2 separate regions of the Homo sapiens genome follow, and region 1 is linked to region 2. Evidence: chromatin loops called from intact Hi-C (ENCODE). Cell type or tissue: K562. All regions are shown on one strand. Links, peaks and the distances in the headings refer to the core of each region. The heading gives the core; the rest is flanking DNA.

Region 1 (5,918 bases), core at 341-5,340, 170 kb after region 2:
TTGTTGTGTGATTCCTTTAAGGAGATGATGTAAGAAAATAATAAAGTATTTTTACTTCAAATTTCTCTGAGCTCCTCTATTGGAATAGGTGCTACTGAATATTTATCACACAGCTTCTTTCCACAACATGCAGCTCTGGGGCCCCAAGATGTACTTTTTTTTTAAGGAGCACAGGGGCCGGGCACAGTGGCTCACACCTGTAATCCCAGCACTTTGGGAGGCCAAGGTAGGTGGATCATTTGAGGTCAGAAGTTCAAGACCAGCCTGGCCAACATGGTGACACCTCATCTCTACTAAAAATACAAAAACTAGCCGGGCATGGTGGCACACACCTGTAGTCCCAGCTACTCGGGAGGCTGAGGCAGGAGAATCGCTTGAACCTGGGAGGCAGAGACTGCAGTGAGCCAAGATCGCGCCACTGCCTGGGCGACAGAACCAGACTCTGTCTCAAAAAAAATAAAATAAAATAAAATAAAGGAGTTCAGGCAAAGGATTCCCTGGATCCTCCCCCCGCCCACGCCATGCAGCAGGCAGCAGCCCTGCATCCAGGCCCCTCCGGTTGGTGCCAACGCTGCACTCGACTGTCGAGCTGCAACCAGCCAGAAGGAAGAAGTGACAAACTCAGTGACACAAACTTCTCAGAGGCTTGGACAGGGCCACCTGGTGATTTATTTACAGAGGCATCTTTGCTGTAAGATCAACACCAGGGCAATTCGACTAGGCAGGTTGCTAAACCCTAAGGCAAAGACTGAGTTTTAAAGTGTTGTTATTTTATGCTCTCTGGGTCTAGTTAGTTTTAATGAGCTGTGGCTCTCTAGTAAAAGAATTAAAGAGCAATTTCTAATATGACCAAATCTTAGAAAAGGACTTGAGATGCAAATGGTTACATTCTCCTTTGTCCCTATCACCTACTCCGGGTCATATAAAGTAGCCTTGGCTTCCACATATCCCAGAAGACAGAACATCAGGTGGCTTATCTCCAGTTGTCAACGCCTGCTTAATGCTACTAATAGCATAAGTAATTTTGCTGGAAAGCCTGGGGAGGATTCCTCCATTTATTACCTAGTGAATCAATTCTAGCGTTAATAGAAAAGACAGTGGCTGTAGACCACGATGCAAAATAAAGTGCTGTGTGTAAATCCTAGCAGGGTTCTCATACCAGGATTCTGAAAGAGAAAGAGAGACCCTCCCTCGCCTCCCTTTCACCGGTTTTCCTGCTTGGAGTGTGGGAAAGGAGACTCAATTTCTGGCAGAAGCAGCCTCTGTTCTGCTGGTGCCCTTGAGACTTCAAACTGCAACAGCAGAGAAGGAAGGCGAGGGAACCAGATTGCAGGCATTGTGTTGCCAGTGGTTGAAAGGTGCGGATGAGATGATGCTGATTACAAGGACTGAAAGAAAGCGGAGAGCATGGTTCCGAAAATGGCTGAGAAAGGAAGAAAGAAACGCCCTGTGAGTTTGGGAAAGTGAATATTGCATATTGGGTAGCTCCTGTGCATTTGTCCTTCAAAGGTGAGGCCCATCCTGTCTGAAGTCAGTTTCACTGCTTCTCCCAGGGGCTCTCTCATGAGGCCAGGGAAAGTGGAGAATCATTTTCACTGAAGAAGCAAATCTGATCAGACAACCCACTAGCATGGGAAATGGCAAACAATAAAGACACGTGGCCAGAAAATGCATTCTCCTGCTCCCCTTTCTTGGTACTCCCTTACATCCTCAATGTCCTCTCCCTACCACACCCAAGGCAACTCATGAGGGCAGACTGCACCATTTTCCTCCTGGATGACCTTGCCTTCTTGAACATTCTAGTACCCAAGCTCCCTCTTAAGCCCACTTTCACCCACACATATTTTTTTACTAATCCGTTTTACAGATGAAGACCCACACATTTTTAGCAACTCCCCACTGCCAGTCCTTAAGCCCTCTCACTCAGCGGCCTGAGGTCCAAGCCACCCTGGGCAGCCCCAGCAAGGCGCCACTGCTCAAAGCTGGGGAGTGAGCACAGATGATGGCAGCAGCTGCAGAATTCACTCACATCTCACACACTTGTGCATCTGAAAGGGTTAATTTTTCACTTGCTGTGATTGAATTGGCAGTTTCTTACCTGGAATCAGGAAACTCTAGTCATTTGCTCGAAGGAAAAAAAAGAGGACGTGAAGACAACCCTTTGCTTCTTTTTCAAAGCTGCTTTTCTAAAAGTGCCAGAGAGAGAGATTTGTAAAACTACAGCCTGGACCCTGACAATGAAATGCCAATTAATTTAGTTTTAAATGGGTCACCAAATATCCCCAGTGGTTTTTTTTTTTTTTTACTTTAAATATACAACATTATGAGAACGTATAATACTTTAAGAAATTGCTGAGAATCTTGTCTCCCATGAGGAAATAAGTTCCATATCTTTTCTTATTCACTTGAATTTTTTCCTGTCTCTGCTGTAAAACATGTCAGGGATTTTCTTTAAAGTGCCTAATTTTTCTCCCCACGAGTATCCCTGTAGGTAGGAAATCTTCCTCGACAGAGCACTCACAGTTAAAGATTTCCAGATACTGGCTGGAATATTCTGAGAACAGTGAGTTAAGTGTGATAACCAGAAACAAACTGCTGGGCCCTTCTCCCCAGCCGCTCCAGAGAGGCCTGTGGTTTTGACACTTGACTTTCTAATAAAGAGCAAGCTCTCTGGGCTTCTTTTGAAACTCTTCAGGCACCAGAGAAAGAGGCTGATTTAGCTTTGGTTGTCCCTGTGTTTCAGTCACTTTACTGCTTAGTTATCCACTGAGAACAAAACTAAAAGGAAAGCAGATAAAACCACTTCTGTTTCATGATTTGAGCTACATGGGGAGAGGAGTGGGCAGGACCAAGCCCCATCCCCAGAGAGGTCCACGTCCTGGCCCCCAGAACCTGTGAAATCTGCTACCGTGCATGACAAAGGGGCCTCTGCAGATGAGATTCAGTGAAGGATCTTGAGATGGGGAGGTTTTTTAGATTATTCCGGTAGGCCTGATATAACCACAAGAATCATTATAAATGAAAGGGGCTGGGTGCGGTGGCTCATGCCTGTAATCCCAGCATTTTGGAGGCCGAAGAGGGCAGATCACCTGAGGGCAGGAGTTCAAGACCAGCCTGACCAACATGGAGAAACCCCGTCTCTACTAAAAATACAAAATTAGCCAGGCGTAGTGGCACATGCCTGTAAATCCCAGCTACTCAGGAGGCTGAGGCAGGAGAATTGCTTGAACCCAGGAGGCGGAGGTTGCGGTGAGCCAAGATCGCCCCATTGCACCCCAGCCTGGGCAGCAAGAACCAAACTCCGTCTCAAAAATAATAATAATAATAATAATAATAATAATAATAATAATAATAATAAGTGAAAGAGCGAGGAAGGAGAGAGTGTGTCAGAGTGGTGAAATGTGAGAAAGACTTGACTGGCCATTGCTGGCTTTCAGGATGGAGGGCAGCCATGTGCCAGGAAGGCAGGTCGCTTCTAGAAGCTGGTAAGGTAAGGAAATGAATTCTCCCCAAGAGCTTGCATAATCAGCCTTGAGAATGTCTTCATTTTAGCCCAGTGAGACACATTTTGGACTTCTGACCCCTAGAACTTTAAGATAATACATTGGTGCTGTTTTAATCCAAGTTTGCGGTAATTTGTTATAGCAGCAGCAGGAAACTAACAAAGGAAGGAAATTGAAAAACAGTACTTTCTATTAAAGAAATCAGTGAACTCCAGATCCCAAAGTAGTCATTTGAATTTGGGTAGCTCACATATCTCACTTGATCCTACAACAACTGCACTCCCCCAATCCTCATGCTCTCATAGCATTCTATATGTTTCCTTCATAGTATGTATCACTGACTTCTCAATACCTAGCACAAAACTTGAAAGACAGCAATGCACACTCATGGCATAAAAGAACTTACTGAAAGTTAGTGATTTCCCTAAATTCATATAGCTTGTCTAAGTGCCGGAGCTAGGGATAGAACACAGCTGTTCTGACTTCCACATCTGTCTGCTATTCCACCCGGCCTTGCTAAGAATTTCTGTTGGGGTATCTGCAAGACAGAAGAGGAAACACTACAAAGACTGGAGCAGTGACTGCTGTGGAGCTGAACTACAGAATAGTAATAGACTCAAACAAGCCAGCCTGGCACGTAGACATCGGAGACAGGGCCTTGGCTCTGAGGACAGGGTTTCTTGGTCCAGGAGGAGGAGAGACAGGACTGCCAACAGCAGTAAACCCCATAGAACCTGACAAACCCCTGACAGATGACTCAGGAAATGGCTGGTGCTCACTCACTGGATTTTGCAATCATATTTGTGCATAAGAATGAGAAGATTATCAAAAATGAGTTAGCAAATTCTGAGTCCCATAGTAGGTGCCTACTGTGGACTGAATGGTGTCCTCTGAAAATTCTTATGTTGAATCCCTAACCCCCAATGTGACTGTATTTGGAAATAAGGTCTTTAGAAGGTAATTAAGATTAAATGAGGTCCAATTGTGACTGTATTTGCAGATAGGGCTTTTAGGAGATGATTAAGGTTGAATGAGGACATATGGGTGGGGTCCTAATCTGATAGGACTGGTTTTATAACAAAATGGAGAAAGAGCTCTTCCTCTCTCTTATCTCTCTTCTCTCTCTCTGTCTCTCTCTATCTGGCGTGCACACACACACAAGCATACACACACATACACACACACACAGAAGAAAGACCATGTGAGGTCACAGTTAGAAGGCAGCTCTCTGCAAGCCAAGAAGAGAGCCCTCACCAGAACCAGACTAGGCTGGCACCCTGATCCCAGATTTTCAGCCTCCAGAACTGTGAGAAAATAAATTTCTACTTTAAACAGTCTGTCACCTAGTCTATAGTTTTTTGTGATGGCAGCTGAGCAGACTGGGACAGTGCCCAGATGTTTGTAGCACTAATATAAATTGTACAATTATTCTGGATAAGAAGATTACAGCAAAATTAATTTCTGCTAAAGAGGTTATAGTAGCTATCTGCAATTTTGCCAGTCCAGCATCAATGTCCCCATTTTTTTAGTAACAGCATCTTGGTTTTCCTTTGGACAATCCCAGACTTCTCCCAGCACCATGTCAACCCTCTTACTGTAGCCGTCTTGGTGGAACTGTCAATTATGCCATACTTTTCTCTTGCCAAGAAACGGGCATGTGGCCCAAACCAGGCCAGACAGTAGCAGGAATTTGAAAGTTAAGCACAGTGACACAAGAATTGAAAAAATACTGAAGCGAGTTTATTTTCATGATAGTATCTAGGAACAAATACTGCCCGACAAGTCCCATTATCTAGATTCCTGGAGCTACCCTAATTCCTACCCTTTCCAAAGCCTGGTTGGTCAGTTGCTTCTTCAATTTAATGAAACAGTCCATAAACTTCCAAAAAATCTTTTCTAGTTTGAACTAGTCAGATTTGGATTTGGTTGCTTCCACCCAAAAAACTCTCAGTGACACATGGGTCTATCAAATCTGCGCTGCCAATTTTTTTAATGCCAATAAATTATCTTGATATCATTATGCAACTAAAATACATACACATATTGAAAGATATCTATAATTGGGCAAGAATTTTACTTTTACAATTTTAGTGATTAGTATACACATTAGAAAAAAATGTGGTATACTTCTGGAAATATTCTTTTTTTTTTTTTTTTTTTTTTTGAGACGGAGTCTCGCTCTGTCGCCCAGGCCGGACTGCGGACTGCAGTGGCGCAATCTCGGCTCACTGCAAGCTCCGCTTCCCGGGTTCACGCCATTCTCCTGCCTCAGCCTCCCGAGTAGCTGGGACTACAGGCGCCCGCCACCGCGCCCGGCTAATTTTTTGTATTTTTAGTAGAGACGGGGTTTCACCTTGTTAGCCAGGATGGTCTCGATCTCCTGACCTCATGATCCACCCGCCTCGGCCTCCCAAA
Region 2 (5,918 bases), core at 419-5,418:
TAGTGGAGAAAATCAGCGTGAGAGAGTTTCCAGCCTTGCTCTTCTCTACACTACCTTGGGCCTCAGCTTCATATGTAAAACAGGGATAATAATACCCCAGAGAGGGTGTTGTAAGGATTGGATGTGTTAAATTATATCAAATTCCCCTCACAGTGCAGTGTGGTAGCTGTTTGACAAAGTTAATTCACTTCCTCCTTTACAGCCTCGGCCTCCATAACCCATGATGACGACAGCTCCTACAGTTTGATTTGTAGAACAAAATAATACTTCTAAAATGTGAAACTACTGCTCATCCAGTGAAAGAATTGTTGAGAAGCTTACACATAATGCTTTATGCACCTCAGATCTCAAAGACTTTTGCTAATTTGTGGCAAAGAGATAGCACATATGTTGCTACCAGAGCAGTCCGGGAAGCTGGCCCTGAAGGGCAGCCTATGCTAGAAGTGGAATAGAAGCTCCTCACAGAGCTATGGGAACCAGGGCTGGTGGGAAGCCACATGCCCACAGACCTAAAAACAGAGTGGTTAGTTCTAGACGCGTGCCTGTAAAGTAGAGGTTGCAGTGCAAACTGCTGGGCTGTGGGCTAACTGTGGCTCACGGATTTTTTTTTTTAACCCTTAGCCAGCGTAGTTTTGATTTTTTTTTTTTTTTTAAATAGCTTTAGTGAGGGGCTTGACTCTCGTTTTGTCACGTTTCCCATTCACTTCTAGTTGCCCTAGACCTGGTGGTTCTGTTCCTGTCTGGCCCTTCAAATGTTCTGACCCCTTTTTCGAGCCTACCACAGAACAGGGCACAAACCAGAGAGCAGACAGTGGACTCAGAACCAGGAACTGAATGTGTCCTATCCCATTGTCCTAGGGTTGCCAGATGAAATATAGCACTTTCAGTTAAATTTGAATTTCAGATAAACAACTTTTTTTTTTTTTAGTATAAGTAGGTTCTGTGTAATATTTCCATTTCCTAAATCTGGCAGTACTGCTTTATTCCCATTTATAATTCTCATCCTCGCAACCGTAGCTACTAAGTAGTGATTGTCATTGTAACATTGGGGTAAAGAATCTTGAAAATAGAACACCTTGACAGCCTTTGGGAAAGAGAGAAGGGGATACATTTATTTCAGCATTTGAAAGAGCAAAGCATGTGAATGAGTATTTGAATTTCATATGGGGTAAAATTGGAAACTATCATGGCTAGAGGGCTTTTTTTCACATACTGGGTGATGACAGCTAGAAGGTGACTGGAGGTGGCCCTCGCTCACTGAGGAATGATGTGAGGACAAGGATCATTCCTAAGACTGTCTTGGGTGGCATCTTGATACCTGTTGCATGAGAGGGTGCTAAATACTTTCAGATGTAATTGTGGTAGACTCCAGGCAGGCAGTCTTTGTGAAGGCGGAGTCACATCAGGCTCTGCACTGTCACCTCTTGGTGACATTAGCCTCTTTTCTTTCCTTTCCCGTAATTGCTCTGCCCACTCTGAGTTCAGCTAAAGGTCAAAGCATCAAAGGAAGGAGAACTTCCTTCCTAAGTTCTCCCTTATCTGTTTAACCTCCTGAAGCCTAGGAGGACTCTGAGGAGGTGGCGTGAGTGGATAAAGGTCAGCCAGGCTCATTGAGTGTCTTCTAGTCAGGTGCCCTGTCACACCTGATCTCCTCACTGTGCTGTAAGGGAGATAATACTTACTTTTTTAGTAAGCTGTATTTTCTGAGCAGTTTTAGGCTTGTAGCAAAATTGAACAGAAAGTATAGAGAGTTCCCATATACACCCTGTCCCCACACAGGCACAACCTCGCAGTCTCAGCACCTCAACCCACAGTGGTGCATTTGTTAAAATGGGTTATTCTTTTTGAAAGATGAGAGAACTAAGGGGTAGAAGGGCAGACCCTGAGGCAGCTGGCCTCAGGCTTATCCACTGTGACCTGCTCTGCCATGTGGCTGTGATAGACCGGCCTTAGTATCAGGTCTCTTGCTGCCCAGTTGTCCTTCTGGCCCTCCAGATCTTCATTCCCATAAGGAAATGTAGGTGGTGGGGATAGCATTAGATAAGCGGTGGAAGGGGTGGTTAGATTGCCGTCTTTTCTTGATCCATGGAGAAATTCTCTTCCAATGGATAAGTGAAGGTTTGGAGAAATTGTGAATTAATTTCCCCCAAGTTGCTTTTTATCTGTGTCTCTCCGTTCTGTTTTCCAGTTCCACCAAAGATTGAAAGAAATAAGGTTAATTCAATGACCCTAAAAATATTTTATCTGAAAGCTCTAGAAGTTACTTTTATATGACAGCCAAGTAATTTTAAGCAAAGTTTGATGGAAATTGCTGTCAGGCTTTTAAAATCACTGTTTTTCAAAGCATCAACCCTAAGTGTAGTTTTAAGAGAAATGGCACATCACTTTCAGGTTTAACAATCAGTGAGTTAGATTGCTCTTCCACCTCAGACCTTGCCTGAATCAGACACAGCCCCTTGTGTCCCCAAGAACAGCAGGGACATGAGTATCACTGGACCACAGAACTTCTTCCCTTTCATGACAAACAGCGGACTGTTATATAAGTGAGCCAAACATGGCCTCTGTCTGTTGGTCTCTAGGTTATTTCCTCACTGCAGGCTGAGACCCGTTAATTCAAGAGCCCGCCAACACCAAACTAATTTTTAATACATCTAATTATTTTAAAAATAGCCCGAACAAGCAGATTTTTAGCATTTAGAGCCTGCCTTACACGTTCTGTGAAACCTTACCTAGCATCTGTTGGCCATTGATAAGATAGAGCTTTGTGGTTTTAAGACACCGAGCTGCTACTGCCCTTCAAGGTCTTCTGATAATAGAGTTACTCCATCATGCTGCAAAGTGACATCACTTAGTCCTAAGCCCTCATTCCGATGCACCTCTCCCTTGGGAGTTCCTTTGTCCTCCTCCCCTTCTGCATGGTGACCTCCTCACCCTAAGCCTCTGGATGCCCTCCCATGCAACCCTGTACAAAGCACCACTCATTAAAGCTTGTTGTGTGTTAACTGCCTCTGTGGTCCTGTCTTTTTCCCAGATCAACCTCAAATCCCTCGAACAAACCCCCACTACACAGCAGTACCTTGGCACAACTAAGATTTTATGAAAGCTAGTGTATGAACCTGCATAGCTAAAGATTACCCCACATTGCCTTACACCTGGAGAGGACCTTTCTACTCTTCCTTTCTTCCTCCATCTTTTGGATACCAAATAGTTGTGTATATTTTTAAATGTATATATTGATAAAGAGCTTGTGTACAATGTAAGTTTGCCTGGTTTCACATATATTTGTCCCTCCTATTTATGTGTTATACTAGGAAAAATTATGAAGCTCTTTTAGATTGCAAAGATCACAGACATTCTTAGGTTTTTAATAAAAGTAATTATAATGCCTAAAATGCATTGAGCACTTAATGTGTGTCGGGCAACATGTTAAACTCTTTACATGCCTTGTTTTATTTAATCATCACCACAACCAGTGAGGTGTTTTTATTCACATTTTGTGTGTGCAGAAAGTGGGCTCAGAGAGATTAATTGCCTTGCTTAGAGTCACACTGACGATGGCAGAGCTCAGATATGGACCCAGTTTCTCATATGCGTTCGCCCGTGACCCGCTTTTACGCCTTACTCCTCAGTAAATGAGAAGCTTTTCTACAAGTACACATAGGGAAGTAAACAAACAGTCTCAGCAGGCAAAGAGGAAAAGGGAAGATGATTCACCAACATTCAGGACTCCACAGCATTGTTGATAGTTCTATAGCTGCTGTACAGGCCTAACACAGTTCCACTGGGGAACCATCCAAGTGGCAAAATCATCTGTACCTCAGCCTCCTCTTAACTTTTTTCTCCTTGCCTTTCTTGTCTTCTTTCTCATGGCTTTTACTGCTTCACAGCCCTTTCTCCTGTGTATTTGTACTTCTCTGTTTCTGTGTCACTCTCTGGCCTCTAGGTTCTCTCTGAATGTTTCCCAGTTACACTTCCCTAGGTAGAGTGGATGGTTGGGTTGACTCATCCCATCCATTAGTGAGAACTACACACCAGGGCGCCCCACGTTGGAGGCTCATGGCTAGCTCTCAGCAATCTGCCTTTGAGTTGGGCACCAGGCCCTGGTTCATTCAGCTGGGCCAGCATCACATCCTACAAACTACGGAAATTTTATGTAAGAACCCATAGAAGGAGGCCATAAGTGGGACTTGAACTTGTAGGCTTCAGTGAAATAGGGCAATGAAAGCCCAAAGTTTTCCTGAGATCTGTCTGGAAAAATCATGTAATTTTCAAAGACTTTTGATGTGTCTAATATAAAAATTTAAAGATTATGTGTTTAAAACTTCAGCAAATGGAAGTATTTGCTAAGAGTAGTTCTAGCAATAAATATGCAAGATATGAAGTCTATGCATACTAGGGAAATTCCAACGTATTTCTTTCTTCAGCGTGCTTGATTAGATCAGGACATTAAACTTAATTTGTTAGAAACAACAATAGAGTTGTATACAACATTTAATTAGTTTTCTTACTCTTCTATATTCACAAACATTTACTGAGTATGTAAACAGGCAGTATCTTATGTTTCCATACATTATCAATGAGATAGTAAATGAGACAGCATCCTGTATACTTCCCTTTTAGTCCTTTAGAATCTTTTCATAGTGTAGCAGATACTCAATAAATGACCTGGCCTAATTAATGAGCCCTGATGCCAATTAAGAAGAAAGTACAAATCAAAGAATCTTTTCTTATAAGCATGGAGTCAAGGGGAAGTAATACTATTTCTTTAATGCCTTATACCCAATTTAATATTTTCTGGGTTAAAATAATGGGTTGCAATTATGAAATTTTGGTCCTTTGTTTCCTTTCACACAGCGTGTCAGCTCTACCTTTCACCAGGAGCAAATATACGTATTCAGGAAGAAAACATCTTTGGCTTGCTTTCAGTTTATCTTTTTTTGTGAGGGTTTCACTACTGCATTTGAAATTTGGGCCCATTTTACTTCTACGTGGAATGTCAGGCTTTAGAACCCTAATTAAGTTAATGAAAGACTACAAAAGAAACCTAAGGAGCCTGTGAAGAGAGGTGATCAATTCTGTCCTTGTTAGTAGTTAACTTTTAGAAGTGACTTCCTTGTCCTGCCAGCTCATGAGAACTGGGTCTAGAGAAATTAAATGACTTTATCCTCATCGCCACTCAGCTGGGTAATGGCTTAATACTACAAAATTAAAAGCTGGTAGCCTTTTGATGTTTCAAATATTTGTGTAAGTCGTAAATCTGAGTTAACAAGTTGATTTTATATGTGACTTTTAAATTGAAGCTTATAGTTATTCTATGCATGTGTACACACACACTCACACAATGTCTTACAGTTAGCTTTAATGTGGTAAATCATTTCCAGAAGTGATCAGCTGGTGGAATTGGTTAACAATATGACTGTTCCTCTTTATAATTGCTGGATAAACCCCTCCCAGTGCTTTGTTCAGGGCATTTTGACCACATCATTTTCGTCTTTTCTAACTTTAACTCATAGAAATCCCATGGGATCAGGAACCCATTTTGAGAAATATGTCAGCAACTTTTGAAATGTAGGAAACTAACCAATTAGTGTCAGCTTTTCCCTTGAGGGAAGAAGATAGGAAAAGTTAATATATACTACAGAGGTTACTTTAGGAGATCCTTTACTAGTGGTACATTGTATAAGTGATCATTTTTGACAAAGCTGAAACAAATTATCGTAACTTTTTTTTCTGTTTTGATGTTCAGTATATTCCAAAAGCTTTTGAATTTATAAAGTATCTTTGGAAATTTACAGGAATGAAGAATTTACTAAATGTAGTACATTTAATGGAAAAACCAAATAAAATCAAATATAATCTCTAGGTGTTCTGTAGATTTTTTATATACCTAGTCTTTCAGAGGCTCATTGGTTTCTATT

What was found. Hi-C counts contacts between places; a loop is a spot of excess contacts. Peaks named below come from ENCODE experiments on the same cell type or tissue, not always from the same donor. Only the 100,000 strongest peaks of a DNase experiment are listed, where the experiment ranks them.
Region 1: it touches region 2 in a loop (2.7-fold over the local background); 4 of 110 quality-filtered maps call a loop at or near these places.

Annotation. Positions count from the first base shown.
Region 1 is chr6:119,136,034-119,141,951 of GRCh38, reverse strand. It overlaps a transcript of FAM184A not described here. Among named protein-coding and RNA genes, the nearest start is that of FAM184A, 60 kb to the right of the region's middle. RefSeq lists a silencer at 4,454-4,748. In K562, for the core only: no CTCF peak of the experiment used is centred there; DNase peaks (open chromatin) are centred at 2,581, 4,251 and 4,591.
Region 2 is chr6:119,308,670-119,314,587 of GRCh38, reverse strand. All of the region lies in intron 2 of MAN1A1 (mannosidase alpha class 1A member 1), which reads left to right. Among named protein-coding and RNA genes, the nearest start is that of MAN1A1, 38 kb to the left of the region's middle. RefSeq lists a silencer at 1,310-1,604. In K562, for the core only: no CTCF peak of the experiment used is centred there; DNase peaks (open chromatin) are centred at 1,507, 2,487 and 2,857.